Regions from separate parts of the Mus musculus genome. Here region 2 is linked to region 1. Evidence: chromatin loops called from intact Hi-C (ENCODE). Cell type or tissue: left cerebral cortex. All regions are shown on one strand. Each heading gives the region's core, and the rest is flanking DNA. Links, peaks and the distances in the headings are about the cores only.

Region 1 (15,911 bases), core at 7,182-9,681:
TGGTAGGAATGCTGCTAAATTTCCTTTGAGTGGGGTATGTGTAATGTGCTTCATGTATGTGGAGTCCTACTTCTCCTTCTGATTTCCCATGCTCAGTTAGTACTTTATGTATTTCTTCCTCTGGTCTTGCAGACCAAGAGTTTCTGCTGAAGCAGTTCCAGGTAATGCCTGGCATTCTGTTGGTGTCATTTTCTACATCCCATCCTGACATCCATGAATATCCTTTGCTACAGACAGACCTCAGTCGGGTTCTCAATCCGCAGGAAAACTCAGGGTTCTGGTTACAGGCGAGCAAGGCATTGGCGCAGATGACAGACACGGACACAGAGAGAGTGTGTATCTGAATGCATTTTTTTCCAAGCAAATACCAGACTTTAAATACAGAATAAAAACAAGAAAGCTAGGCGAATACTTCTGCCAAAGTATATCGACACAAAACAAAGAAAATGCATACATAAAAAGCTAGGGGGAGCCAGGCTGTGTTTACAACTGAGAATAGGAACAACCCTTAATTAAGATCAGCTAAACACAGGAGCCAGGTGAATGCTCTGATGCAATGCTAGTCTACTGCTAAACCCACCACCAGAGGTCCTTTAGTAAATACCTGATTATGCTAATCCTCTGGGCCTAGTGAAAAACATGCATGAGGGGAATTCTGTTCTACTAATCCTTTCATGAATAATATTACAGTTTCTCCTAAAACCACAACCCACCTTTTTCCTAGGCCATTGTATGTTCCTGTGTATGGGTGTGATTCAGCTATTTTTCTAAGTAATAACTATGTAGACTAGCCCTGAGCTTTCTAGCTCTATTCAAGTAAATTATAATGCCTGATTACTTTCACTGTCTCTACTAGAGGTAATTTTGAATGTTACTGAATAGGTAACATTCTTACTGAATTCCAAGCTCAGGGTTGGCTTCAAGGACTTCCTAGGACATTGGAACACTGGTGGAGGCTTAATCTAACTTAGCTATATGTCAAAATCAATCCTTAAAGGCACTTATAATAAAACTATATTGAAGGAAAGTACACAGATCCATACACTGACTAAACGCAAGGACAGAATTGGAGCATTCGTTTTACAGAATGCCACGATTTCACGAGACTACAGTTCCAGGAGACTATGTTTCCGTGAAACTCTTTGCCTCAGGACTGCTTCCAGGCTTCTAGGCCTGTCACTCGAGTCACTACTTGAGTGGATGCAGCAATCCTTGAGCTACTGAAAAGCCTTCGGCATTGTGCATAAGGATGTTGGTGTTTTTTCATGTAATGTAGTCTGCCATGGTTGTGGTAGGATGCTGGTTAGTACTAGGGGTTGTCTATAAGGTTCCATCCCCAGGGCCCTAGCTGATACCCAATCCTCCCAAGTGGGCCACTGTGTTTCTATTCTGGTGGCCCATCTTAAGTCTAAGTCGGGGCAATAGCATAGCTTGCCCAACCAGGGTAGGTTCAGGAAGCTTGCTACACAGAGCCAATTTGTCTGGTTCCATGTCCTCTGGAGTTCTGGGTACAGGTGGTCATATAAATCCCTGAGGCACCTATTTCCCCATGGTTTAGGTAGAGAGGGTATGCTACTCTTAAGTGGGTAAGGTACGGAAAATTCAGTACATTGGGTCCAGTTCATATTTGGACCGGGTTTACATGGGTTTGATATTGTTATAGATGTAGGTGAGGAAGTTTCTTTTCCCTCTCCCTCTTCAGGCTGATATTCATCATATTCATAGTCATACACTTATTCTTCCCATGTCAATGTTGTAAAGCAGAACCACCTTCCCTCTGCTTCACCTTCTAACCCTGTGTGTATCAAAGTACTTGTAAATAATTAAGGTAAGTTTGAATTTATAGCTAAATCACAATTGAATGTAGAATGTGTCTCTATTCCTATAGTGGTTGTTTTGTAGATTCCTTTAACATTAAGTATATTCTGTCTAACCTTGAATGGTCTATACCAATAATTATTAAAGATTGTTCTAATGCTAGAGGCATTGGACCACACTTTGTTAAAGTGACATTTTGTAAGATTTTGTTCATATATATTTGTATTATAACTATCTTTTTGATCTAGCATATAATTTTTGTTAGGGTGGTGTGATGGTTTGTATATTCTTGGACCAGGGAGTGGCACCATTTGGAGGTGTGGCCTTGTTGGAATAGGTGTGACCTGGCTGGAGTAGGTGTGTCACTGTGGTTGTGGGCTTAAGATCCTCACCCTAGTTGCCTGGAAGTCAGTCTTCTACTAGCAGCCTTTGGATGAAGATGTAGAACTCTCAGCAATCCCTGTGCCATGCCTGCCTGGATACTGCCATGCTCCCACCTTGATTACATCTGGTAATTTTCCAGGTATCTGCTCTGATAGGTTATCTATGTTCCTGTCGTCTACTCTGAATCTCCATTAGCTATTCGGTTTCTTTACTGGCCAAATGGGGCTGTTGTAGTTAAAGCTTTGTGTTGGTCCTATAATACCTTCTTTTAAACGTTTGTATTAGTTAGTGTCCTTTACTTCCTCCATCCCACCTTTTATGGGGGATTGTAATGTGAAGGAGGGTGGTATTTTAGGTAGTTCTACCTGTGGAATTTTGACTGTAGCCAATACCATCTTTGGTGTTCTTTATAATTCAAAATTTTCAGAAATAATTTGCATATTGTGGGTAGTCCTATGATATTTTCTGGGACACTGCACAGAGCGAAATCTAGCTCATAGTTCTTATCATATACTTGCAATATTAGTCTAGTTATAGGGGTTCTGACTTTGCCTCCAATTCCCTCTACTTCTATGTAGCCTTTAATCTTGCCTGTATTCAAGATATGTCCTTCATCTAGAGTATATATGTTAATTTCACTACCTGTGACCAACAAATATATATATATTTGCTCTAACTCTAGAGGTATTGGACCACACTTTGTTAAAGTGACATTTTGTGAGATTTTGTTCATATATATTTGTATTAAAACTATCTTTTTGATCTAGCATATAATTTTTGTTAGGGTGGTGTGATGGTTTGTATATTCTTGGACCAGGGAGTGGAGATATATATATATATTGGTTTTTCGAGACAGGGTTTCTCCGTGTAGCTCTTTCTGTCCTGGAACTCACTTTGTAAACCAGGCTGGCCTCGAACTCAGAAATCCACCTGCCTCTGCCTCCCAAGTGCTGGGATTAAAGGCATGCGCCACCACACCTGGCTCCAACAAATATATTTAACCACTTTTGTGGTACCGTCGGGTAGCATAGTGGGTAGTGCTATTCTGGGTTTTAAATGTTGCGGCCCTGAGAATGAAGTGGATGTCCTTGTCCTCTCTGGTTGTTCCTGAATGGCAGCCTGTTCTTGGGTCTTGCCCCTACATTAAGCCTTTGGTTGCTGAATCCTGGGTAAGGAGGTCCTTGGCCATTCGGACTCCTTTACCCTAAAATGGCCTATGAGGAGCTTGCCCAAACAAGCCTCTGGTGGGATTCCATGGTTTACTTTGTCCTGATCTAATTGGGATGTTGGTATTTGGTCTTCCAAACAGTCTTATATTTTTAAACCATGTCCTCATTCCATTAAATTTCTTACCTCTAATGGGTAGGGTTACCACCTTTTCTGAGTCTAACTCTGTATGACTTTGAGAAGTCTATGGCATCTGCCACAGTTTGACATTCTTGCAGTGGTCCAGCTAGGGTCATCCTGAGGTGTTGTGGAGCTCCTTTAAGAGGATTTTCCTAAACTGGGCCAACATTGGTGCTGCCTGTGGGATGGGTACCTGGTTGTAAATGAAGTAGAGTACTCCCAATTTTCTTGCTAACTGAATTGCTTCCTGTAAATTATTCCATTTTGCTGAGGGCTCAAACTGAGTTACATCTAAGAAGGGCAATGCATGGTGGGACTTCCCACCACGTTCCTAAATCTGTGCGTATATTAGTCTGATAACATTATTGTATCTGTTCCATTCTCCAACAGTTTTAGTATGTAGGATGCTTCCTTCTTGCCGTTCTGGGAATAGTTGTTTCTAAGTTCATTAAGTTCCTGTGAGGTATATTCTCTGGTTTCCATTATCACCTCCATGGGGCCGGCATGTTTGAAACCCTTTACTGGTGTCTGAAGCCAGGAGGCTGTCACTGGTAGTGATGGGACCGGTCCTGACTCTAGGACATTTTTGAAAGGGTTGCAGTCTTTCCATCATTTCATGACATTCATGGCTAGCCTTTTGCCTGTTAGTCTATCCTTATCCAGATTGACTATAGTCTACATGAGTATACTAGGTACTTCTTTTTGTGATGCTCTGTGATAGGTTCCACCTGCTGTAGTGCTGTCAATGGGATGTCAACTTTAACTTCCTTGCACTTAGTCTTATTCTTAACTACGTGGATAATATCCTGCCAAGCTCTTTCCACCAAATTGGAGGTTTCTTCGTCCTCTAATTTTATCTTTTTCATGCCTTTGATGAGCCTTTTTTGTCTGCTCATGGTATTAATTTATAGGCTATGTGATTCAGTTCCTTTACTGTTTCCTTTTTAAAGTATCAGGTGATATTACTTCTTCGTAGATTTTTCAATAATTCATTAAATAATCTATCCACCAGTCTCACTTCTTTTTGCCAGCTACTATCTCATTAGGCTTGGAGGCTTCTACTCTCACACTCAGCTCTTCCTCCAATATGGCTCCGTGAGAACTTCTGTCTGGGGTTGGCTTTACAGTGGTTGGCTCCAGCCCCCCTGGCTATTTTGGTCTGCTTGTCTATGCTCTATTTAACTGCTCTTCCTTATCACCTTTCAGATCAGAGTTGGCTTTGAGGTGTCATAGACATTTGACTTCATGGCCAGAGGTTCTCAGCTTCAGACTAGGAGCATATCTGAATTGTGCGGCTGCTAGATGATGCTAAGCGGCTGCTAAACAGCTGTTCAAGCAATGGCTTTTAAGCAGGGTTCCAGGTGGTTCCCAGCTGCCAACTTAGGCCAACTGTTGTGAAATTGTCATGAACTGGCATTGATGACAAAGGTGAGAAGGAAGTCTCAAACTCAGAGGTTAGGTTATAACAGCTTATTTATTCATAAGTAACAATAAACAAGTAAATGGCAATCACACTCATTCACACACACACACGTGCTTCACTAACCTCCAGTCTGGCCGATGACGTAGCCTGGCTCAAAGGCAGCAGGTGTCAGGTAAGGCTCCTGATTTCTCCTTCTGCTTTTCAGGTCCTGCTGGAGCTGGGTCCTCATGATGCAGGCTTGTCTTGTTTGGTGGCAGTCACCTGGGTTGTCTCTCTGCACAATGGCATCTCTGTTGGACTTCGGGAATGAGGAAGTTGCCTTGGCCAGACCAGGGTTTTTAAGTTAATTTCAGCCAATCAAAATTAAGGCGTTCACACATTACTTCTTCGAGCTGCCCTTACTCCAGCCTTATCACACTCATGTGCACACCCCCCCCCACACACACTCTATGGCTTGGTTTCCATGGTTACATGCCTGTGCACGCTCGTGCTCCCCCCCCCCCCCCCGTGGTGAGTGCAGCTTTGCAGCCAGGGAGATGTGCTTCCTGGGGCCACCTGTTCCTTCTGCTTTCCTCCTGGTGGGTTGTTGTCAGGGAATGACCTGGAGCAGCCTTGTTGGTTAAATGAAGTTCAACCTTAGATCAGATTCTCTAAAATGGAACCTGAGCCCAAGATAGAGTTGGTCTGGTCTCTCATCTTACTCCACCCCACTTCTTCATGAAAATTCTTGGTGACTCAACCAGGACACTAAATGGCTAAATTAACTCCTCCTAAGAACTTGTGATCTTTCCCCATTGCCCCAGGGAGTTCCTTCTCTCCTGCTTCTGCCTTTCTTTTAAAGACTGCTTCAACCCTCTTCTTCGGAGACAGCACCCACAAATGTCACACCCCATGACTACAGAGCCAGCCAGCATTTAAAAGTCCTGAGGATATCCACAAATTGGAGACTCCTATGACATAAAATAGAGATGGAACACAAGAGAGAAACGTTAGTTCCACCTAGGGCATCCACTTCAAGCAAAACTTCATGTCCCAACTAGAAAGTCTATGAATGTACTTGGTCCAAACCCATGGAAACCCTTTGGCAACTCCATCTCCAGGGTTAATATGTACTTATAACACACACACACACACACACACACACACACACACACACACACCATACACACTTTTCTGGTTTTTGTAGTTTAGGGCACTGCCTCAGCTCCATACTCTCCCCAGCCAGCCTGAAAGAAAGAGGGGTCTCATTTTTCCCTGTAATTCCCTTCCCAGTTGTCCTTCCTGGTCCAAAGAAGGATAGGAACCAGTAGTCACCCTCCAGGCTCTCACACCATGCATCATAAACATCATTGACCTGTGTCTGGGGCAAAGCAGGATGACACTTTTACAGCAACCAGAGAGGTGTGGCCTAGCCTCACTTCCTTCCCATAGTTTCATGCAATGACATTTGGGGAGAAACTCTCACTCCATCATGGTGGGGAAAAGCGGTGGTGGGTGCTTTTCCTCCTGCCTCAGGCTGAGGCTCTTGCCCAGCCTTCCCTTCTGTGAAGAAGATGCAAATACAGAGCCCCAGAGTGCACACATGGGTTTGCACATAGCCGCTTGTTCGTGCCTTTTCTATTTGGCCCTCTGTGCAATGCAGGTCAGAATCAAACTCTCAGCCTGCTGCAGGATGGAATCAGGAATGCAGAGGTACAAGAGACTGCAGGACATACACCATTGGTTCTGTCCCCTGTCTCCTGGATTGTGGCCTGGGGGTTCATCCCCTCCCCCTGTGCTCCAAGACAAGAAGGAAGCCAATACCAAGGCTCATCAAGCCCCAGGTATACTAGGATAAGTGGCTGGCAAGAGGGCCCCAATGTGTGCACTGGTAACACATAACCGGTTTTCTTTATTTGGTATTTCTTCTTCTTCTGACCTTCTAGATGGGTATAAGTCAAGGCTTATGAAAATCAAGACCACACAATCCTCAAAACAACACTCATTCACACAAACACACACACATACACACACACACACACACACACACACACACACACACACAAAGAGAGAGAGGAAGAGAGAGAGAGAGAATAAAAAGATAAGTTTTCAATACCTTAGTCACCAGTCTCAAATGGGGAGGGAATTCTATTCTACAAGTACTCAGGTTTTAGAGAGAATGGAAGTAAAAGACTTTTAAGAGACAATCATTAGTTCCTTCTAGTTCCACTTTCAGCAAAACTCCATGTCCTAACTAGAAAGTCTATGAATGTACTTGGTCCAAACCCATGGCAACCCTTTGGCAACTCCATCTCCAGGGTTAATATGTACTTATAACACACACACACACACACACACACACACACACACACCATACACACTTTTCTGGGTTTTGAGGGGTTTTTTGTTTTTGTTTTTTGTTTTGTTTTTTTTTTTTGTTGTTGTTGTTGTTTTGTTTTTTGTTTTTGTTTTTGTTTTTGTAGTTTAGGGCACTGCTTTAGCTTCATACTCTCCCCAGCCAGCCTGGAAGAAAGAGGGGTCTCATTTCCCCCTGTAATTCCCTTCCCAGTCTTCCTTCCTGGCCCAAAGAAGGATAGGAACCAGTAGTCACCCTCCAGGCTCTCACACCTAAAGTCTCTATTAGAGATAGACTTTACCCTAGACTCTCTGGGAAATTCCATAAACCAGGAGGATCCTGTGAATGTTCTGAACATGGCAACCAACCAGATTCTCAAGGCATCACACCATCACCCCCTTGTCCTCTTCCAAGAAACAGGACATCGTCAGTCAGTCTCTATCACATGCTATTTGGCTGGTTTCTCAAATACTAAAAAGAAAGATCTATGGAAGACCCTAAAATGAAAAATGTTGATTTGCTTGTTTTCCCCATGAGGTCTGGCCAGTAGGTGAAAGTTTACATTTCAGTGACACCCTCCAGCCAGATGTGTTTTGTAGAAGACAAGAAAGTGGTCAGAATACCCTATGCACAGGCTTTAAGAGAAAAGCTCAAACTATATTGATAATATACAACCAGAAAATATCTAACTTTACGCTCTGCATGAGCAAAAATGGAAATACTCAATAACAGAGGTATCCTTGAGGGACAGAGACCCAACTTAAGCCCCGCCAACTAAGCACAGTCTTGCAACCAGCCTCTGTCCTTCACCATTGTGTTCAGCAGGTGGCAGCAGTGGGACAGATTTTTAAAAGGCCGAGTTTACATCCTCTTCACAATGAGAGATTTAAAGCTTCGTGTAAGAAGTTTTAGGAACTCTTCTCTAGGATCTTGGATAATTCTTATAGGGATTCCAATATACCGTCATCATATTTGGTGGGTGGAACATCCTATCCTTTCTCGCTATCCTATGGCAGATGAAAAGCTCTAACGACTTTACAAAATGCTTGCAGTAAATGCAGCCTTCCGCCAGGGGGCACTTACAGTACCAACAATGGGTACTGTAATGAATTACCAAGTAAGATGTGAGAGTACTGCTATTACAGGATTTTAATGTTTTGTAGGAGTGAGATGTGTGAACAAACTGGGAGGTCCACCCCAGTTTAAAACTAGCTGAGCGAGGGCCTTTCAAATGCATGCAAATGGAGACCCTGGGATTCCTAAAGGCCAAGTTGTATTCACTTTATCCCCCAGTTGCCTCTTGAAGTCTACAAAGCTCTTTGCCCACAGGTGCCTCCTAGTCAAACCAAGGAGCTGTGCTCTTTGTCAATAGCATAGCCCAGCTGACGGGGGTAGGGGGGTGGGGCGGGGGAAGAGAGGGTGGAAAGGGCCAGGCTGTTGATTGCTGGGGAAAAGATACCACCTAATATCATCTATGTAGTTCTGTGAAGACAATTAAGGCTGCCTCCTTTGCAAACAGGAAGGCTATTGGATTAGGAAGAATCTACCCATCACACCGCACTTCCCCAACGCCAACCCACAAGGTGCTTACTTCCCAGGATGCCATTGATAGGCAGTGTTCTATTGATAAGCAAAGGGAATGTTGGGAATGTGATTGTCCCCAGTTTCAAAGGAAGCCAGGATCAATCACAAGCAGGCCTTGTGCAGGCTAGCCTGACTGAAACTATTGAGGGCATTCTACTGCTCTTTCATTACAATCCTTTATACTTGAAGAGGAAGCCCTAGGTGAAACGATGCGTAACTCCCTGGTCTCTTATTCTGGAACCGGCTCCAAATCAATAAATGGAAAAGATTCCCCCCTTACCTTCCTTGTACATGAGGAAATCAGTTAATGTGGCAAATACCAGTCATTCTGAAGATCCTGACTGACTCTTTGGGGCAGAACATCCCAAATACTAAATCTGGAGGTCACCGATCAAGTCAGCCACTGCTATTCAATGTTCAAAAATAGATTTATCAATAAATATGAAAACATACATAGAACAAAAATGCAGGCCCAGTATTTAAGGCAGCTCAAAAGCCAGTGCCCAGGGAGCAGAGATAATCAAATAAAGCCAATACAAATCCACCTAAAGCCAGGACAGCCTCCCTGCCATCACCAATACCCGATGGAAACTGGATCTAGACTAGAATTAAAGCCCACAAGAGATACAGGATTTCTTATTAATTACACTCGCCAGGCTCCTTCCAATATTATTATTTCCTGTATAAGGAAATCACACTGAGAGCAGTTGGTAGTTCATTAGCTGAGTATGTACTACTTTGGCCAAAGCAAGTGGTTTGCAGTTTTAGACCCAAAGTCGCTTTCTCCTTAGTCACTTTAATACACACTCAGTAGCCGTTTGCATTTGAACAGATGAATTCAGCAGCCTCTATTACGTAACCATCTACCACCAGACTGACCCCAATAACGAGACAATTATTATTTATTATAGCTCAGGCCTTAGCTTAGACTATTTTCCAACTAGCTCATATAATTAATTAAACCCATCTATACTAGTATGTGCTTGCCATGTGACCTGTTATATCTCTCTGTGGCCAAGTGATTACAACTTCCTCCCTGTCTGATTAGTATATGCCCACCCACCCGATTCTTCCCAGAGTTCCTCTCTCTCTGCCTGGAAGTCCCACCTTCCCTATCCTGCCAAGTTATAGGCCACCAGCTTTTTATTAAAGCCCATCAGAAAATGCCTCAATGCCTTAGGCAGGTGAGGAAGGACAGAGGCACACTTTCACACAGTATGCAAAAAGATTACTCCAATAGGATAATCTAAATCCTTCTGTCAGGATTTAAGGTAAGACAATGCTGTGATTAAGGAACTCTGAAAACTTCAAGTCAGTGACGCTGTTCCATTTCAAATGTAGGTTGTATCTTAATTGCAGAAAGTGTCCCCAGTAAACTACATATGCAGGTTCTCTGACTTGGGGAAAATAGAGGATATTGGAGGTCATGTAACAAGATTCAAATTACCTAGCTAAAAGTTTATGGCTTATATTGCATACTTGCTCATCTTCAGGAAGAAAGAAGGCCACCCAGAACATCTCTCTCCCTTCAAAATAAGCAAGATGTCAAGAGCATTCTTGGGAGAAAGAGGCTTCCTTTGCAGGAGCGGAATCTCCAGTCTGGGGCCACTGTTAAACCCATATGCCAGACTTGAATGAGGAAAACCATGCACCCGTAGATCTGGAACCACAACACTGAACCTTTACCCAGTTAAAGATTACTCTGTTACAGAGTAGGTTTGGAGCCCCTTTTATTCTTTACATAAGTAAGAATCAGGGTATTGACCTTGGAGTCTGACAAGAGTTAGGAGATAATTCAGTGCTAGTGGCTTGTTTCTCTAAAACATCTGAGGCTTGTTCATAAATAGCCTAGTACCTCTGAGTTGTGGCAGCCATTGCACCCTTAGGATAAAAAGCTAACAGCCTGTGGTTAGGTCAAACTTTAGAAGGCCACACTCACATTCAGACAGGATTACTTGAGAGCAGGGGTGGCATAAAACAACATCAGTGTATGTTTCAGGATGGACATACTAGATTAGGGTCCTTAACACACAACCACCTACTGCTTCTCAGGGAGCCTCCTCTCCATTTGTGTATAGAAACCAGAGAGTAGATATGTCTCAATAGGCCTCATCTTTGAGATAAGCCCTCAAATAACTCCATTCTCTTGTGGTTTACTAATAGAAATGGTTGTATTGTAAATGGCTGAAGAGGAGGAAGAGGAGGAAGAGGCCACGTCACAGTGGAACTTAGACAGGGTAATAGATGGGCATCCCCTGGCACTCCCAGCTCAAAAGATTGAGTCTTTCTAGTGCTACACCACTTACACTCAGCCTGGAGGACCCATTTCCTCAGGGAAATTGGATGGGTTGAATTAACTCTAAAGAGACTTCAACTAAACTCTCCCAGGGGACCTCATAACCATCAGCCTTATGAGTATGAACAGTACCTACATCTGAGCAACAACTAAATTCCTACAAACTTATCTATGGGAAGCCATTTCTAAAAAAAATATTTATTTTATTTTATGACTAGGAGTGTTTTGCCTGCATGCATATACCCACATCACCACATCCATGCCTGCTGACTGTGGAGGTTATAAGATACCCTGGACCTGGAGTTACAGAGGGTTGTGACCATGTGGGTGTTGGGACACAGGTCTCAGTCGCTAATGATAGAGCCATCTGTGCTCTTAACTGCTGAGCCATATCTCCAGCCTGAGAGGCCATTTTTAACTTCTGATAGGGTCCCTGATTCAGAAATCCTGGGCCCTGATTATGCCTTAAAGTCTAAGACAAAGCCAACTAGCCTTGAACAAAATTCCTCCAAGCCTCAAAATCAGAATTATCTTGACCCAGTTTATCTGAAAAAACCTGATGATCTAAAAGAGCTACAGGCAGTCGATCCAGAAGACCAGCTTCACACCACTTGGAAGCATGCTAGTTAGTTTTAGCTGACAACATAAAACTCATTTCAGAAGAAAGCCTTAACTAGGAATTATCTAGATTAGTTTGACCTGTGAGCATGTGTCTTAGGGTTTCATTACTGAGAAGAGACACCATGACTAAGGCAACTCTTTCTTTGCATTAATTACTTAACTTTACATCCCAATATCAGCCCCTCTTCCCCTCCAACTCTCGAAGTTCCTCTCTCATTTCCCCTTCCCATTCTCCTCTGAGAATGGGGAGTCCCCTCCCCCCATTGGTTATCCCCCACACTCACCAGCACAGCAGTCACTCCAATGGCAACTCTTATAAAGGAAAACATTAATTGTGACTGGCTTGTTTACCGTTTCAGAGGTTTAGTCTATTATCATCATGGCAGGAAGCATGGCGGTTTGCCGGCAGATGTGGTGCTGGAGAAGGAGCCAAGAGTTCTACATCTTGATCCAAAGGGAGCAAGGAGAGATTTTCCCACTGGATGTGGCTTAGCGTATCTGAGACCTCAAAACCTGTGGGCATAAAACCATGCCAGAAAGTCTGGGAAGGGAGAGCAGGTCCAGACGCAGAGACTCAGTGGTCATGCGCCTGAGGCTGAGGTGACTCTGCTCCCTGCCACCCTCCTGAGTTGGATCATGTGCCATGCTTCTCACATAGTCCCGAAACAGAGTTCTCCAAGCTTATGAGGTATCTAGAGGCCTGGGGGCCTCGCCAATAAGCTTCCCATCCCAGACATTCCTCCCTACAAAGGTATTTAATCTCAGGCCTACCATGAGAAACGGGGTATGGTTTATGCATCCATTTTCCACCATGACAATAAACCTTAGAATGTCTCTTTATACCAAGATCCACAATGGGGAGCCATGAAAAAGGTCTTCCTGTACAGAGGCACAGCCTACTCTCCTGTAGAAGGTCCCTCTGTGTTTCCAGCCATAACCACAGCCAAACTAAAGACAATCACCCCATGAGAGAGAGCCGTGCATCCCTTTACCCTGTGGCTCTGGCTAGACGCTGTCTCCAGCCTGCAGGCCCTGACTCTGCTCTCTGCTCTTCTGTGAGTCCCAGCAGTGCCTGGATGCTCAAGACCCTGAGAACCGCAAGACCCTGACCTCATCACAAGTCCAGGGACCCCACAAACCACTTCCAGCTTTCCCACATCTCAGACTGCACTTTCCCCCTTCTGGAGCAGTATTTCTGAGCTTCTGTACAGCCCAGCACACACCACCACTAGGGTAGTGGCACAGGATAAGGGCAGTCAAACTCCCCCCATTCTGCCTTCCCAAGTGGCCGTGCCCAATGATGGAGTGGAGTGGGCCTACAACCCTATAGTAGCAGACCCCCACAGTGACATACTTCCTCCAACAAGGCTGTATCTCCTAATAGTGTTACTCCCTATTGGGCCTATAAGAGCCAGTTAGATTCAAACTACCACGGTATGTCTATGACATATTGCCTTGATTTTTAATTGATGTAAGAAGACCCAGCCCACTGCAAGTGTCAAAATTACCAAAGCAAGGAGTCCTGGACAATATAAGAGGGAGGAAGTGGCTGAGAACAAGCAATCCTGCACACTCCTTGCCCTCAACTGTGGCTGTGATGTGACTGACTGCATTCCAGCCTTGACTTCCCTGAAGTAATGGACTGTGACCTGAAATTGTAAGCCAAATAAATGCTTCCCTTCCTTGTGTTGCTTCTTGTCATGGTATCTGTCATGTCAACAGAAATAAAGTCAGACAGGAAGTGGCCTTATTAGGCTTTGTTAAATATCCCAATGGCTGTAAATTCCAGGGAATATTATCTGGGTTTCTGTGTCTCTAGTTTCCATAAAAGGCATAAGGTGATATGTAAGACAACCTGATTTGGAGCTGTGAGCCATCCAAGAGCCTCTTATGGCTCTTCAAAAGGGATACCAAAGGCCAGACTTCAGGTAATTAAATTTGTGGCCCCCTCAAACTTCAGCTAATAGTTTGAAAATTACCCTCCCTGTTAAGCAGATGTTCTGATAACCCTAATTTTGTTAGCTATACTTCACCCAAGTAAGTCCTTTCCTGAATTACACAAAACCCCTTTGAGATGTTCTCTTTTCATCTTCCAGAACTGACTAAATGGGAAGGTAATTCTGTTAACTATTTATATATTGCTTGCAGGAAAAATGGCACCTTCTTCTTAGATTGAAGGTAACCTAATAGCCATTTTGTAAATTTGCTCTAGTTACCCTCTGTGTCTGATAAATTCTCAAGCTTAAAAAAAAAAGTTAGAACATCAGTTTTTGTTATGTACATTTTACCTTCATAAAAAGAAGTGCTTATGGAACATGGTTAAAGAAATCTCATTCACTCCAGGACAAAAGTGAAGCAAGAGGAGTGAAGACATGTGTCCTCTGTGTTTAAAAAGCTGAAGTCCTCTTTGTGTAAGAACAAGAAACAAAAGTCTCTCTAATTATTAGTTATTAGTATTAGTACTTCTATAAATTTAAGATGTCTTGCTCCAATAGATGCTCACGTTGATGTATAATTCCATAGTGAATCAGTGTCGGGCTCTTTCAAAGGTACTTAGATTATAATGGCTGCTCCTTTATAAAAAGAGCAATATAGTTTCCACAAGACTGGGCTAAGCGGTGACAGAGTGGTGGTTTGCTGCAAAGTGAGGTTGATGCCTCCTCCTTCTTCTGTAACATATCTGTCTTTCCACATGTCCTGCCTGATTTCTGATATTCTGCCTATTTCTGATATTTCTGAGCTGACATAGTGCTAAGCTCATGACAGAAAATGAGAAAGGACTGGAACTCAACCATGAACTTCCCGACACCTATACCTGAGAGCCAAGATAAACCCCATTTTTTCATTAGCAATTTCACAGTCTCACCATAGCAACAGATAATGGACAAAGATGTTGATGTTTTTCAAGTCTTAGTTTTCTGAACAAAAAGAATAACAAAAATCAGAAAGGGCAATATTTTTCTTCATCTTTGTACTCTTTCTTCACCATTGAAATCATCACACAGCTTAGCAGTCAGTGGTTTGAGAAGATAATGAACACTGTTTTTCTCTGAAGCAGAAAACCTTAGCCATGACTGGGTAGTTTCATACAGTCCACACACATACACAAACATTACTGAACAAATTAATCAATACGGCACTGTATTACTGTGCTCTATTCTGTCTTTCTATGCTTTCTTATCTACCCACCTCATGAGCACATATGCACCTACAAGCACACGCACACACACACACACACACACACACACACACACACCCCACATGCACATTTTGTGAATTTGCTCTCCTCCCACACTAAGAACCACCAGATTTATTTTATTGGCCAATTTTCTTCCTAGCAGTTTTTTTGGAAGTTGTCTAAGGAGAAGGAAGTATGCATTTGTTGCCAGGCAACGAGTATCTCCAGAATGTGCATTGCTTTTCTTAGATGGAAGAAGGAGCAGTTAATTTTTGCAACTGTGGTTTGATTTCAGCCCTTGAAAGGTCACTGAGATGATTCAAAGTAGTGACTTCTCTGTGAACGCCATAAACCCATGATTTCCCATCCCCAGACTTAGGACCAGGAACTTTCAGCCAAGTTATTGATATTTCTGTCTACAAATAGCAACAGAGCTAGTGGGGTTTTACAGATGAGGTGGGCTTTAATAAGTCTGAGATACGGGGATAAGGAGCTAGGATGAGATGGTTCGTATAATGTATGTATCAAGAAGATGCATGCTAATAAATCAGTACATATATGTGTGCTTTATGGCAAGTAGTTTTCTGAGGTGATTGAAAGAGATTAAAATATTGCTTCAAGAATAGGATGTAGTGATGTAGTCCCATGCTGTAAATTCTACCTCACCTCATTTGGTTATAACTCATAGAAGGTCACCTGTGAACGAAAGGAACTTTTTTTTTCTTTTAAAACTTTTCTGACCAGATATGGTGAGTGGTGCCTACAACCTAATTTCGGAATTCAGGAGCTAAGGCAGAAGACTCATCGTGGGTTTGAAGCCAACTTGGTCTCTAGAGTGAGTTTGAAGCCAGCCTGAACTACAGTTGAGAACTGTCTCAAAACAAACAAACCAACCCCAAAGGAGAGCAAAAGTCCAAGGAAAAAG
Region 2 (15,911 bases), core at 7,392-9,891, 520 kb after region 1:
GGCTCTGGGTGACAAGACCCAGCTGTGCGGGCAGCTTCCCTTCAAGGACACTCCCAAACATTCCAAACCCTGTGGAACCAGAAGGAGGGACTTAATTGTACAGAGACGAGCAAACCTGGCAGAACTTTCCAGACCACATTTGTACTTTTACACCAGAAAGGTAGTTTTGACTAAAATCCCCCCAAAACCTCGTAGACTGCCTTCCAAGGAAGACCCTGGGTGCTGTCGATGGAGGCTCCTGCCGCGGAACAAGCAAGGATTTCTATTCCATGCTTACCATTGGCGCTGCATTTTTGCCATAATAATTTTGAAAACTGGATTAAAATCTAGTTTAACATTTGTAAGGATAATAACCCACACTGAACTATTATGAAGATAAAAAGAACGGCTGACATTATTGTCATAAACTAGTAACACAAGACAATTACTACCGTCGCCATTATAGACCCAGGGTCTCAGCCGTCCAAGGCTGATTCAAAACTGTTATGTAGCCAAGAGTGGCTGATTCCCCCGCCTGTAATTCCCACGTCTGAGATTACAGGTATACACCCCATGCTCAGCTCAAGGAAAGTATTTTAATCAAAAGTTTTAGAACCACAGTCTAGACATAAGACCTTTACAATGCACTACAGCATAAAAAGTCTTATTTGGAAATGATAATTAAACTCCCCTTGACTGTAACAGCAGAAATAGAGCATTTTGGGGGAAAGTAAAAATACATTTGGTACTTACTCTGTGCTAGTCATTTCCACACATTTTGCTTAATCTCAATGATGAAAAAGATATCATCCACAATAACAGATCAGGAAATAAGAAGGGATGCATAGTTCATACTGCTGCAAGCTGCCAGGCTCATAGTAAAAAGATCAAAAGGGCAAAGCTGGAGCTACAGATAAGCCTATAAAAACAGCCACCACTGCCCAGAGAGGCACCTCACCGAGGGAGAGTACACGGGAACAGTGCCTGAATTTCAGCAGTCCTTTCTACCTAGCACCTCTTGTGTATCACATACAGATAGTCCTGTTCCCAACAGCGTCCTTTCTATCTAGCACCTCTTGTGTATCACATACAGATTGTCCTGGTCCCAACAGTCTAAGATGCTAAAACTGGAGTGACGTCACAGGCCCGAAACCAGAAACGTTCTCAAAAGTACTGACGAGGCTACACTTGCTTATCCGCACTCCTCCTCTGCTCACCCGTGTGCGTGGGAGGCTGCATCAGGGCAATGACCGACTAGAGGATGAGAAATAGACATGCTGCCTGACACCTGACCACAAAGCTCCATGAATGTTCACAACGTGAGCGTCTCTACGCTTTACCAGTGTTCCCTAACCAAGTCCTCTTGAGTATCTGACGGAAGGAAGCACAACTTAAACAAAGAGAACAGCCCAAGTTAACATGTATTGAGCTTTCCCTAGTGCAGACAAACGATGTAAATGCTTTCACATGCTGCACTTCAGTTAGCCTTTACAATAGCTATCCCTCAGGACAGTTAACATTTGCATCCCTAACTTAACATATGGAGAAATTGCACTTCCGGCGTGCAGTTAAGGAACTTATGAGAAGTCAAACCTTATGAACTAGAGGAAAAATGTAAAGCTATGGGCCTGTGACCTCTAAGCACTGCACTATGCCGCCAACAAACATGTTTAGTGCATTTTCTATGCCATGAATTCTCTCTGTACTTTGAAGAAAGTAAAATATCCAGGTATAGGCAGTCAGAATTTTATACTGATTGGCCAATAAAACAAATGGCACTGAAAAGTACTATGAATAGGAACTAAAAAATAAATAAATAAATCTGTGATCAAGTCAAGAATTGGCAACTTGACCAATACATACACATCAGTGAGCAAGTTATGTAATCAATTAATTCCCCTGAGAATTCCAGGCTGGTACTCTCAGTTTTGGTGGGTCAGTGAGTCTACTACTAATCTAAGTATCTGAGGATGGGTGGGTGGGGTTATCAATGGGTCACACCCACTCATGCCCTATTTAATTCTTCAGTGTTGCTGTGGTCCCTTATGTTTGTGTCTGTTGAGCATGATAGCAGATAGACACCTTTCCAGAGATAACCAGAGCTGAAATAGACTTTTTCCTTAGATAACTGGATAACCTTTGAAGAAGCAAACCTAACCCTAAATTCTAAGATGGATCATTTTTCCATATTAACTACAAAGCCAACATTTTGGGGGGAGGAATGACACAAAGAATGGGATCCTTGTGAAACAGAATGGACCACTAAATGACCATGCTCAAAGTGGCGGCCTTCTGCCTGCTAGAAGTTCAGAGTTTCCAAAGATGAATTCAGAGTCTAAGAGCACCACGCTATGGATAATCGCCTCAGACAGCAACGTGGCTCCACCAGGGAAAGTCTTCATGTGCCCCAACACCTCCATGCAGTGAGTACCCTCCTCATTTCTGTCAGCCTTACTAATAAGATAGAAAAGCATTTTAAGTTTTTCCCCAAGATTGTCCTATAATGGTTTATATTTGAAATTAAGCATTTTCAAACCCAAGGAATTTTCTATGACTACATTTGTACATAATCCAGACTGCCTCAGACCAGGGATCAGACAAACACACTCAACCCAAATTCCTGTTACCTCTGTCAGCAAACAGCCTGCCCCATGAGGCTGTCAGGAATACGAAGAGAACTCCCCTGCTCCATCTGCTCAGCAAACTTTCATCGTCCGTACGGGCTCTTTTAATGCACTTCTAACGCTGCTTCTGTGTGAATACACACCGCTACACACTGACTGGACAGTGACATTCTCTCAGAATGCCACTGTATCCCCTTGGGGGCTGCCTGTGGGATAAGAACTTGAAAGAAGTGGAAGGAGTCCTGCCCCTCTTCCCAGCCTTCCTTCTAACCAAGCAGCTTCCCTCCAACAGACCTACTTCAAAAGTCCAGACCCAGTGAAGTCACACATGACCTCATAAACCTCCCACTTAACTGTTTAAAAGCCAGAGCAGAGCTGGTAACCGGGAGAGACAGCAGATTCCTCAGCAGAATTGGGGTAGTTGCCGTTTAAGGAGGGGAAGTGTTCCTTCAACACCATTCTAAAATAAGTTGCTTGAACACAGTCTTTTATAACAGCCCCGAGGTTTTTAAAGTACTGTGTTAAAAAGACACAATTCCTAATAGCTCACTTATTCTGACTGAACTAGCCTACAAAACAAACTTAGTTCCTTTATTTGACAACTAGTTAAAGGCATGTTTGATACCTACTGCAGTGGCTGGTGTTTTTCTATTTTCATTCTGACTTGGTTTCTGTTCTTTTCTGTAATTGCCCTGTGAAAATATTTATTGTCCTTTTGTTCAAATTCCACTATGGTCAGCCAAAAGTGGACAGGCCGCATTCACAGCTGTCAGACAAGGGCAACAACTGCCACAAAAGCATCTGAGGGGAGAACAGGGACAGGAGTAATTGAGAAATCTGATCCAGACCCAGTCTCCAGACTCAACTAATGGATACCAGAGTCTCTACCAGAGCTCCTAAAGGGAGAGGGGAATCAATTAACTGCAATGTTTTCTTTGCCAATTTTCCCCTGACCTGGGCTATTTTGTAAGAGAAGTGGGAACTAAGAGTTAGCTTATAAACAGAAACACAGAAACACTGCATATGCTCAAAGAAAATGGAGTATGTATATCCAAGAGTATAAGTTCACCAAAAACTAATTACACTTTCCATAAATTTTTATTCCGAAATATGTACCTAAGCCTAGAGAAAAATTCCCATATTTACACAGGAAGCTATTATACAAAATAAGTATGTATTGCCATGTTCTTAGAGATAATAATACAACTATAAGAAAATGGAAACATAATTAAAATGCATTCATATAATGACTTTTATAGCAATTAACCTATAAGGTAGGGCTTTAAAGTAAATAAATGTATTTTAGATGTTGGGTGGGCGGGGACGGTGATACCACAGGAAACAAAGAGACAACATCTATATGCAGTCTAAACGTGTGAAAAGACACTCTCTAAAGTCCATGGACACAGTCTGAGAGGAATGATAAACATCAACACTCCAGTCAGCCTGCCCCAGGGACGGAAAGGGGTGAAAGGTGGTCCTGAGTCTCTAATCCAGATGTGATGTTTTCTTTCCCAAAGTGAATGATGAAACCACAGGCTTATTATTTTCTGCACTTGGACTTGGACTAGGCTGTGTGATACCTACACTTTAAAGAGAAACAGTACCTGTTCAGGATGGAGATGAATAGAAAATAAGATTCATTCCTGACTCCCAGTTGCTAAAGTCCAAGCACCTGCTGCTGATTCTATCCAAGTCTCTATGTCTTTATCTGCCTGCCTGCCTGTCTGGTTTTTGTCTATCTGTCCCCTCTTAGCCCTTCTATTGTTCCCTCCCTGTCTCACAGCCCAACAACCAGTTCCACATATCCTCTAAGGCCTACCTCAAAAGGCAACACTTCCAGAAGAGTGTCTGTGACACAACATTGCAGCTACCCTGGCCTGGGGCCTCAGCCTGGCTCCCCAGGCCCAGCACTCCAATTATCCCGGAAGCAGCTGAGAACAGTTGTTCCTTAAGTTGTTCAGGCAATAAGATGAGTGTCCAATGCATCCCCCACCATTGTATCAGAGATTTCTCTGAGGCTTCAAAATAAGATCTGAGAAGTTTATAGCCTAGTAAGTGAGATGGACCTATACTGAAGTATAATATTATTAAAACCCTAAAATACGTAGGTGATTGTCAAGTGAAATATACTTCTAAGATTTGTTTCACAATTATTTCATTCAATACTCTTCTCCTCTCTATCCTAAAGACTATAATATTAATCTTGGCCAAAAAAAAAAGTCACACTATTTGTGTTGAGCTGAGGCTAATAAATAGAATATTTAAAGACAATAAGAAAGCTATTATAACTCCTTACATTTCCAAGAAATCTTGGGCTCTTAAAACTATCATTACACATACATAATATACTAAGCCCATCTAACCATAGTCCATTCATATAGAATGACCTTGAAGATGTTATAGAGATAATTCAAACACTATTATTATTGATCAAAAAAAATTTTGAGGGCTCACAACATTTTAGTAAATTGTCAACTCATATGAGTATCTCAAACAAAAAATAGGAATAAACTGTGAACTTAAGAATGCACAGGCTTCACCACTAAACATGTTAGTCAGCTTTCCACTGCTGTGGGGGAAAAATGCCTGAGACAATTTGAAAACAGAAAAGATCTATTTGGAATGACAATTTCACAGGTTTCAGTCCCATTGCTTTATACCTGTAGCAAGGCAAACCCATGATGATATATGGGTGTGTATGAAACCAAACAAAACTGTTTACCTCATGAAGGCTGAATGAAGGAGGACTTGAGTCCTATCACTCCTATCAAGGGCATGCCCTCCCTCTCATGACGTCACTTTCTCCAACGAGGCCCAGATCTCAAAGGTCCACCCATACCCCAATAGCATCACAGGCTAGCAACCAAGCTCTGGAGGACAGTTAAGAGCCAAGCTGTAGCATTCCACTTTCCCAGATTAAAAAAAAAAAAAAAAAAAAAAGGCATTCCCTGTATTTCTAGGGAGAAGATTAGCACCATTTGTACTCTATCAGACGTACAAGAAATCATGTGTATACTCATACGCTCACTTTTTCTCAGCTCTGTAGGGAAGATCCTACCCACCACGAGCACATTACTGTAATAGACCTTCAAGGATTTCATGCTACTCAGCTTTGAACTCTGCCTCTCATCAGGTCCCAGTAGTTCTTAAACTTCAAAGTGCTTACAAGGCCCACTGAAATGTAACTAAGTAATCCAGGGTGAGGTATGGATCACCCTAAACTGATGCCTATGCTGCTAGTCTGATGACCATACTAGGAGTGGCAGGGGACTTCACAACCTAGGCTTCACATCACAATCACCTGGCAAGCTGTCCATGTGCTCCCCCACCCCCACCCCGGAAGGAAGACAGTCCTGGAGAACCAGAAACTGAGAGAGATGCACCTATTTCTAACATGTCCTCAGTTTTGAGAACTGTAATTCTAAAACTGTACAGCTCAAACATGCTCTATGGCCCAATGGGTCCAAACTTCAATGTGTGTGTGTGTACACGTGCGTGCATGCGTGCGCACAAATGGTATTGTTGTTATTGTGTGTGTGATGTGTATGGGAACACACGGGATATGACTCATATATAAAGGACAGTTTTTAGAGTGGGTTCTCTCTTCCCATCTTTGCATAGGTTCCACGGATCAAATTCAGATTGCCAGCTTTGCACAGCAAGTACTTCTGCCAACTGAGTCAGCTCCCCAGGCCCCAGAGAACTATTTCTTCAAAGAAGCCTGTATCTTTTCCCTTCCCACAAGCAAGCATTAGTGTGGAACATCTAGTTTTATAGATAGGGCATTAATGAACCTCTGCTGAAAGAATGTTATCACTTCCTCTGACAGTTAAATATTGTACTGATAGTGACTTGCTCAGACATCATCAGAGAAGCATCTTTTTGTAGCAGATGGGAAAAAAATAGAGACACACAGCCAGACAGAATGAGAGGCCTTGGAACACTCAGCCCTAAGCTGGCTGTCTATATCAAACCCCTTCCCTCAGGGCCCAGGAAATCCTGAGGAAAAGGAAGAGGAAGAGGAAAGAGTGTTTAGTTCATGGAAGACTCTAAAATATATGAAGTCTTCATCCCACCTGAAAGAGAAGAGCTCCTATTCTGTCTTTTTAAGCATCTCTGTCTCAGAGGGGTCTCTTCGTCAGTATAAAGATGCTTATGTCATATCCGGAGATGACAAAGCTAATCTGTAAGGATCTGGTGAGTCCTCGGAAGCGTCTTTAAACCAAGGAAACATAAATCTCTTCTTCAGTCTTTGAAGGGATAGCCTACAACGCTGCTGCTGTGCTACCCTTCAGCTAAAAGCAGGCGTAGACATCTTAGTCAGATTCCAAGCATCCTGTGAATGTCTTAAACCATTGCTACTGTGTGGGGGAGACGGCTTAGCATTGTTTAAAGCATCGGCTACTGCTGTTCCTTAGTTCACCGTGTCTCTGTGTCAGCACTAATGGATGGATAGATGTGCTCTTTGCGGATCAATCGAAGACCATTGTAAAGAGACTATTTCTAGCTGAAGGAAGCAAACACTAAAGTGACTTTCTCTAAATCTGCCAAGCATACAGACACATACAGAAATCCCTGATAGAATCTGTATAAAGCAAGAACTCACACATTCCTCTTTTTTCTGGAAAGGTACAGATGCATTCTCAATTTTCCATTTCTTAAAATTGCGTTAGTGGTTTTGAGGGTGAGCCTTGAACTTACTATATAATTGAGGCTGGTCTTAAACTCCCAATTCTCTTGCCTGCTGAGATCCGGACAAGTATTGCCAGGCCTGGCTCTATGCATTTTGTTTGGGAAGCTAATTAATACTGGATGAGAACTGTAAGGTATATCAGATCAGGTTAAATTAAAAATCTCTACCACAAAACAACAACAACAACAAAAAATTGTATTGGTGTGTATATAAAAGATTGTTAGCAGCATTTCAACAAAGGGAAATGTTAGCCATTCGAGTTCTTTATTTAAGGCCACAACCCCCCTTGCCATAGCTTCTTAGCTCCACACCTTTATCATTTGAAGTTGTATTTGTTAAAAGACCACCTCGCCAATCATCACACCAAAATTTGGAAAGCCTGTGTAAATTATATTTTGTACAAAAAAATTAGTAGGGTCCACAATGGACACCCGGGTTCTTCCATGTATAACTGTCCTCACCACCCTCCCATTGGAAAGTGTATATCAGTAAGAGGGTGATCCCGGGGTCTCTGCAATGACCTTCAATTCCACAGTCCATCAACCTTCCAGTAAATGACTGACCACACTATTTCACAAATGCTGAACTTGCCAGGTGACTCCTACAAACCTGGATTCTGTATGCAACTCCTGTGACAGTTTTGGGGTTCAGTGAGTTAGATCTGTGTTTGAAGTCTAAAGTTACCTTGACCCAACCCCAACTGCCCCATATTGAAACACTGACCCAATCTTCCTTGTACTTTTTTCTTTCCCAAGATTTTTCTTATCTATTTTCCTATTATACTTCGAAGAATTACTCAGACCTCTGTGTAAACCATGAACAGATTAAACCTCACACTCTGCAAATTCATACACCAAAATTAAATTAGTTGGTAGGGATATTTCTACTTCACCAAATAAAAGACGGATTTCCACAAATCAATCAAGCTGTCCAAGATGAAGCTGCTCTTTATCCCCATGTTTATGCCCCCTTCTGCAACCCCCTACCGCACAGTGCTTTGTATAGGAAAGCCATGTTCCAGGAAGCCTCTGAAAGCTCAGGGCTGGGAGTCTGTCTGACAGCTAGGTGTTGAGGAGTGGCTAGCTGACTTTCCCTCTCTCTTATCAGCAGCTATCTCATTCTCCTACCCTTTACTAAGCCTCTGACACTCTTAGCAACCCGATTGTCCTTTTTTGATTTGTTTTTGTTTGTTTTTGCTTCATCTCATTTGTTACTTCTTCAATTATAATAGTTACTATTAATTTTATTTTCTCTTTGGGAGAGATTCTGTCTTTTCACAACTACACCCCTACTAAATAACTAAAGTAACATTCAAAATTAGGTTTCACTGTGAATTCTACAGGAGCGCCCTCTCCACAAATGCAATAACAAAATAAAACAAACAACTGAGCAAGAACTTTCAAATGGGAAAACAAACAAACAACAAAAACAAAAAAAAAACCGAAAAAGTACATAACTTCACTACTAAAACCACTTTAGAAATTTGTGGAGAGAATGGGAACTCCCTTTCCTGGAGAAAAAATATTCAGACCATAAAAAACTTAAGAGATTCCTGGAGCCACATCCAGCCACTACTAAACCAGGAGGCAGCAGTGAGCCCTGCCCCGAGTGACAGAAGAACAGTTCAGAGTCCCACAAGCCTCTAGGGACACTTAGTAAAGCCGAGATTTTTCACTCACCAGCTAGCAAACAGCACATGATGTTATTCTCTTCCTTTAATAACTATACATATGCAAATGCCTTTCTGCTTTTAGACTGGGGTGCTAGAACATTTCCTTAGGTTATACTTTAGCCAATTTCTTTATCACTGCTCTTTCAAGCTACATCTTCCCAAGCAGAAAGCACTAAGGAAAGAAAAAGGCTGAAGAAGAAAGAGCACAGCATTCCCTTTGAGAGGAAGGAGGAGGAAGGGCAAGAGGAAAGCAGAAAACCACAAATATCAACTTCAGGGGACTGAACAGAGAAGCACTTCCCTCAGGCATATCAGCTGCACACAGATGCAATTCACCTCTTCTACGGAACTCCTACCCTGAGAGAAAAATCTAAGAAACTGAAGTATAAAACAGATTTTTCACACAACGAAACATATTTGAGAGCAGTCTCTTATAGCTGAGAGAGCCAGGGAAGAAGCTGCTGACGTACTCCTGTATTTGCTGTCTCACTTCACCTCTGTCCAGACCCAGTTCAGCAGAAATGGACATTATTCACCATGGTTCCTGGTGACAAGGACAACACGTGTGGCTTGCAGTCTTCAGGTCAGACAGCACTTACTGGTCAGAGTTGTGGTCATCTCCTGATAGGCCTGCGAGAGAGAAACACCCAGACACAAAGGAACCCATGGGGACGTGTGTGACTGTAAGTCTCTAATTATCCTTTCTAATTCTGGAGCCATGTGACTGGACTTCACATAGCCTGCTGAACCCTGGGGGCCTGAGGCTCCCAACCTGGACCACTAAGGGAGGGGATGCTGTTCTTTGCCCCTTCATTAAAATATTGCATTACATAGCAGGGCTAGGTGAGCTATTTCCTGCTGACCAACCGACTGGCAGCTTCACGCTCAGCAGTCAGAGCATCCTGGAAGAATTTAACTATTCCTGTTCAAATGGGATCCAGGATCTCAGCAGACTTTGTTGTCTCTATATAATACTTTAAAATACACGCAGTATAATAAGTACTCAATGATCCTTCCTAACTAAATATTGAATATGAGAGATCAAGGGAATTTTCTTCGTTGACGTATATAAGAAAGTAGCTACTAAAACTAATTCAAAAACTGAAAGAGGAAAGGAATTTTTACTACAAGAGACTACTCCCAAACAATTACCCTCTCTCACACACACACACACACACACACACACACACACACACACACACACACACACCACTAACAGCAACAAAAACAGTAGCAGCCAATTCAGCATTTGGAACTAAGTTCTTGAAAATAGATAAATTCAGACATCTGTAGAAAGAAATAAAAACAAAAGAGAAATAATCATTCTATATAAATACTAGGTATATAAAATACCTAGATGTGCAGGACAGTGAAAACACTTGTCTAAGGGTTAAGCAACTTGAAGTCAGGTATAGGATCTGTCACTACCAAGTCACATGCCTTTGGGTAATTCTACCAGCCAAACTAGGACACTGATTTTGTTGTTGTTGTGGTGGTGGTTGGTGATGGTGGTGGTGATAGTGGTGGTGGTGGTAGTGGTGGTTGGTGGTGGTGGTGGTGGTGTGGTGATGGCGGTGGTGGCGGCGGCATTTATAAAAAAAAAAGTTATACAAGGTCCCTTTCAAGTTGTAAAGCTTTGTCTACTTATGGCCACCTGTTACCTTGAGCCAACTCAAAGAACACTAAAAAGTGTTCCCCATCAAACTGGTCTGTCCTAACCACTGGCAGTATGCATGGGAAGGAAGGAATCGCCCTGTCTGGAGTCTTGCAGAGGACCATCCTCTAAGATAATTCTTTTCTACACTGGGATTCGAACTTTCTTGCCTTAGTCAGGTGACACAACTGAAATCTTACTTCAAGAAAGTCCAACAGGAACCACTATCTAATCTGACATGCTAAAACACTAGGAGTTACTCGAGTGTTGTAATTTAGCTCTGTCCATACTAAGGTTTGAGGTCTCTGCTGACTAATTTTATATCAACCTAATACAAGCTAGAGTTATCTGAAAGGAGGAAACTTCAACTGAGACGATGCCTTTGTAAGATCTGGCTGTAAGGCATTTTCTTAGTTACTGATAGGGGAAGGCCTCGCTCAATGTGGGTAGTGTTATCCCTGGGCAGCGGTCCTGGGTTCTGTAAGAAAGCAGGCTGAGCAAACCATGTTAAACAAGCCAGTAAGCAGCACCCATCCATGGCCTCTACATCAGCCCCTACCTGTAGATTCCTGCCCTGCTTGATTTCCTGCCCTTGCTTTTGATAATGAGCTGTTGCTTGGAATTATAAGTGAAATACACTCTTTCTTTCTTCTCTAAGTTGCTTTTAGCCATGTTGTTTCATCACAGAAATACTAACCCTAACTAAGACAGAGCCAATACTGCCAGGTGATTGATTACTTCTTCAATGTCTAGGCACAGAAGTACAAAGGAGTAAAGTTTTCCATCTAGTATGTTCTAGGCTGCCTACTGTCTCTAGATTCTCACCTTCACTGACATACCTCTCCTGTGACTTCTGAGGGAAAATGTCACAGCCCAAACCACCTTAACTCTTAACCTGATTTTGTATACAACATAAACAACTTCTATATGCCCCAGAAAGTTGGGTTAGAAGCACACTGGATTCTTTTACATACATATTCTACAGCTTTTTACCAAAATTTGCAGTCACAAGAAATTATAATAAAACAGACTAAAATGGTATTCCCTATTGAAAGACAGACACTTTCTCCAGAACAATCCAGCCAGGGACACTTCAGGAACACTCAGCTCATGGCCACACTCCTTTTCTAGAAATGCTTGCTCTCAAGAACCTCCCTTTCTTGGGATTGTCTTCTCTCAGCAACACATCCCTGGATACAGCCTTCTCTCATGGGTGCCCCCCTTAGGCACCCCTCTTCACGATACAGAATATCTAACATGGACTTGGCAGGCAGACCCTGCTAGGTGCTTTCAGCTACATTAACCCTTTAATTCTCATGGCTATACAGTACATAGAGCATCATTATCCCCATTTTGAAAATAAAATTAAACCAGGTTTCAGAGTGAATAAATAAATATATCAGACCAAAACTGTTTTCTCTGAGACCTTGTATGATCTTTCATCGTCTCACTGTGAACCAAGTTATCTATCACTACCTGTTCACAGGGAAGCATCTACAGTATTGAGATGTTTTGGTTCTCAATTATGGACCTCCAAAGGACCATAAAACTATGCTGTTTCCAGGAAATTCCAACACAGGACGGGCTGTTAGAAGAGACAGCATTACTGAAAACCTTTAATGTTAACATAATTTTAAAGAAAAAAAAAACAGTGACATTTTTCATCTACCTTCAAAATACTGTATCCTCATTTAACCTTCCCTCCACCACCATCTCCAGATATATATAGAAAACACATTTCAAAACTAAATTCATAAAACTTACACGGTTTATCAGTCCCTTCCTGCTGACAGAGATGCTAAATGGCAGGCAGATGAAGTAAGGAGACAGGCAAGAGCAGATGCAATGACAGAGAGCCTTAGTAGAGACACAGTGTAGCCAGATGAGAGCTGTGGAATACGTACCCTACCTAAGCTGTCATTTAATCTCAAGATGGATGTCAATGGTAAAACAGAGAGAAAACACCTTGCCAATGCAAAGCTAAAGGCTCTCTCTAGAGCCCACAGCATCAGAGTAAACAACTACTCATTACAACTATATGCTCAGTATCTAGACACATAGAGTAACCCAAGACATGCCCAGCGCTTGCCAGTCCAACAAGCCACTAGAGTACAGTTGCTGTTCTCTTGAATCCCAAGCCTTCGTTTACTGACATCTTCTGCTTTCATTCACAGAAACTGGCCAAATTCATTTAAAACATACCCTACACTTAGATTTCCCAAAGAGAGAATACCACAAAAAAAAAAAAAAAATACCACTGTGAAATTAATGAGAATGGCACTGCTACCTTCCCCAGAAGGCAATCTCTTGAGGGCCTCTGGTGTAGACAGAGTTGGCAGAATCGTGCAATCCGTTGGTGATCCCTGCAGAATAGCCCATCACTATCCCACCATCTGCTGACACACTCAGCACATCATGCTGTCCTCCCACAGAGGTCCTCTCCAAGAACTGACCGCCTTCTTTAATGCGCTGCTGTATCATTGGAGTAAGCGGCATTTCAAAGCTAAAATAGCTATCCGGTTCCGAATACAGTGTCTCTAATGACTCTGCACTGTAGTATAGGGAAGTGTTGTCCAAAATAGTTTCGAATTGGCTGCTGTACACATCAGTGGAGTCCTCCGTATATCCAGGCCCAAGAATATCATCATCTCCCCTAAGGTGCTCCTCTTGATCGAGAATCCTGAAAAATTAGGGAAAGCAAAATTTTTCAACATTAAAACATTTTTTTTCTTTTCAATTTCCTGCCTTCAACCAACCATACAAAAAAGATAGTGTTGTATATGTGTCACTGTTATATTCTCTCATCTTATGGCTTTTTAACATATATGGGAAGAAAGATAGGAAACCTACTTAGGTTCAAGTATTCCCTTTAGGTGATTGTACGTGCAGGAGTGTTTTGCCTGGATGGATGGATGTTACACATGCACTCCTGAAGCCCGCAGAAGTAGAAGAAAGCATCAGATCCCCTGAAACTGGAATTATGGGTGATTGTGAACCTCTATGTGAAAATTGGGAATTGAATCCAGGTCCTCTCAAGAACAGCAAGGGCTCTTAACTACTAATCTAAGTCCCCAAACCCAGGCTAAAATATTCCTAATACACATGTCAATAATCTGCAGAAATTTAATAAAGTTTCAAACTAGTTTCCTATATCTTTTATAGTGTATATGTAAATAAAATACTAAATTTTCTTTTTAATCAGCCATACTCAGATCATATACCATCATCATTAAATGTAAGAGGATCATATAAATATCACGTAAACGTGATACAGCAAACAATCAGTAAAAATGTACTGAACTTTACTGGCTATTAATACTTTCTAACTTAAGACCAGACGCTCCGGGAAGGACCCTGTCAGAATCCAGAGGCTGCCCTCTGCTGATGTAAAGTAGAATTGCAAAGACTTCACGTTCACAGCTGGGGAGCACCTAGGAACTTGTAAAAAGCTAACAACTAGTGTCCTCTTTCTTCCCCAGAGAGGACTGCTTCTCTGGACTTCAGCATTCCTTAGCTGCCTATTTTCCTGTGGGTAGGGTTAGGGTCTCTTGCACCCTTCCATCCTTGCCCCTGTGCACATTAGCATGCCTACTGTTGCTGTCCGTGTTCAGCTCACAATTATATGAAGAATTAATATCCAGCAAGGGCTTCAAATACTGAAATGGACATTCAGACAACTTAGATAAGTTTACAGAAACATACTGTCCAAGCCTCTTCCTTTCCAGGCAAGTTTACCTTCCCATTAGACTGCTGTTCTTTGCCTATTCAGGATCTATATAGTGTTTATGTGGTCACTTTGTATATTTAGCACCACAAAGTTCACAGACCAGGGATCTCACGTGTGTTGCCCATTCTTTCATGTCCAGCATCTAACAGGGTCAGAAATACAATAGGGAACTTGAAAGAATTTCTAGGGGAAAGGGGGGAAGGAGGGGGAAATGGGAGCAATGAATTACTGATCTACTAACAGTGCAAGAGTACATTTCAGAGTGATACAAAGACAGAGCCACGTGACATATATCAAGGCTGCTTTTAATAGAAGTCTAGAGATTTTGTGATCTTAATAGTGACCCAAAAGGAACCTCATCTTAAGTTTATCAGGTTGTGAACCACTGATGATAAACCATAACATGGACATTGAGGAATGACAGAACACTAACATTCATGGTTTAGTAGTGAAGGATACAACAAAGAATTTGTCAGAAACAATGACCAGACATGATCAAAGAGACTGAAGATAGATAGCTGTGTCTTCCAGGCTCTAAGGTAGAATAGTAGATAGAAATGTTGAGGAAGGCCAGAAAATATCAGGAAATGCTAAGTTTACTTATCCAGGCCATACATCAGAACACATTTGAAACACATTTGCTATTTGAAAGAAAAGATCCATTTGTGACTATCACAGAACAAACGAGTTGGAGTCTAATCTACCTCTGACCTTCTGAGATGCCCTCTGAACCATAGAGAACTACATGGCCCAAACCTCTATGTCCATACAGGGAAGCAGGCTACACTACAGGCTGGATGCATGCTGTACTAGAACTATTGTGTGCACTCAGAGGAAGGCCGGATGAGCTGCAATGACTGCATAGATGTCATTATAGTTTTACTCTTTCATGTCAAAAATGCATTTGTATGGATGAGTGTTCACAGTCTCTTCAGCTTTCCTCCCTTGATCCTTGGCTAACAGACAACTTCATTACATGATCACTTTTCTGTCTTTGAAACGTATAATCTAAGAATAGCCTAGATTATAGTAATTTCTCTTCCATTCTATGGCAATAAGAACAATAAATACTGCAACCCTCCCATATATACATAGGGATAAATTGCCATTGATATGAAATCAAAGACTATAATAATTCCTAAATATGTCATTCCTATACATGCATACCTATGATATAGTTACTGCATCTTAGCCATAGTAAGAGTTAATAATCATAACAAATGGAACAACTGTAACAACAGAAAGTCACATAAAACGGGAATTATTTATTTCTTGAATTTTTCATTTAATGTTTTTGACCATCAGGGTTAATTCCAGGTAAATGGAGTCGATCTTGTAAAGCAAACTGACTGCTAAGGTAAGACTATGGAGCAGTGTGGTGCGTTCCCCCATTAAGCACAGGCAGTGATTTCCTATAGCATGTTCCAGGCATCACAAATTACAGGACAACTCTAGAGCTTACCTTTCTTTGTCTCCCTGTATAGCAAAGTTCTCCTCAAGGTGTTCTTTGCTTTCTCTCAGAAAGACGTCATCCTCTCCACTCTCACCGAGAGGCATAG

The links. A loop is a pair of places that touch in the nucleus more often than their neighbours do. Peaks named below come from ENCODE experiments on the same cell type or tissue, not always from the same donor. Only the 100,000 strongest peaks of a DNase experiment are listed, where the experiment ranks them.
Region 2: a loop joins it to region 1, with 7 times the contacts of the local background. A loop is called at or near these places in 13 of 42 quality-filtered maps.

The regions. Positions count from the first base shown.
Region 1 is chr8:67,423,238-67,439,148 of GRCm38, forward strand. No RefSeq gene overlaps it. Among named protein-coding and RNA genes, the nearest start is that of Nat1, 60 kb to the right of the region's middle. In left cerebral cortex, for the core only: a CTCF peak has its summit at 8,315; DNase peaks (open chromatin) are centred at 8,177, 8,331 and 8,903; H3K4me3 peaks cover 376 bases.
Region 2 is chr8:67,947,475-67,963,385 of GRCm38, forward strand. It overlaps Psd3 (pleckstrin and Sec7 domain containing 3), which reads right to left. Exons shown (of 16, transcript NM_177698.4): 2 at 15,815-15,911; 3 at 12,913-13,305. It overlaps Gm15991 (a long non-coding RNA gene), which reads left to right and starts at 6,000. Exons shown (of 7, transcript XR_003947558.1): 1 at 6,000-9,654. In left cerebral cortex, for the core only: a CTCF peak has its summit at 8,907; DNase peaks (open chromatin) are centred at 8,958, 9,249 and 9,646; H3K4me3 peaks cover 1,052 bases; H3K27ac peaks cover 1,100 bases.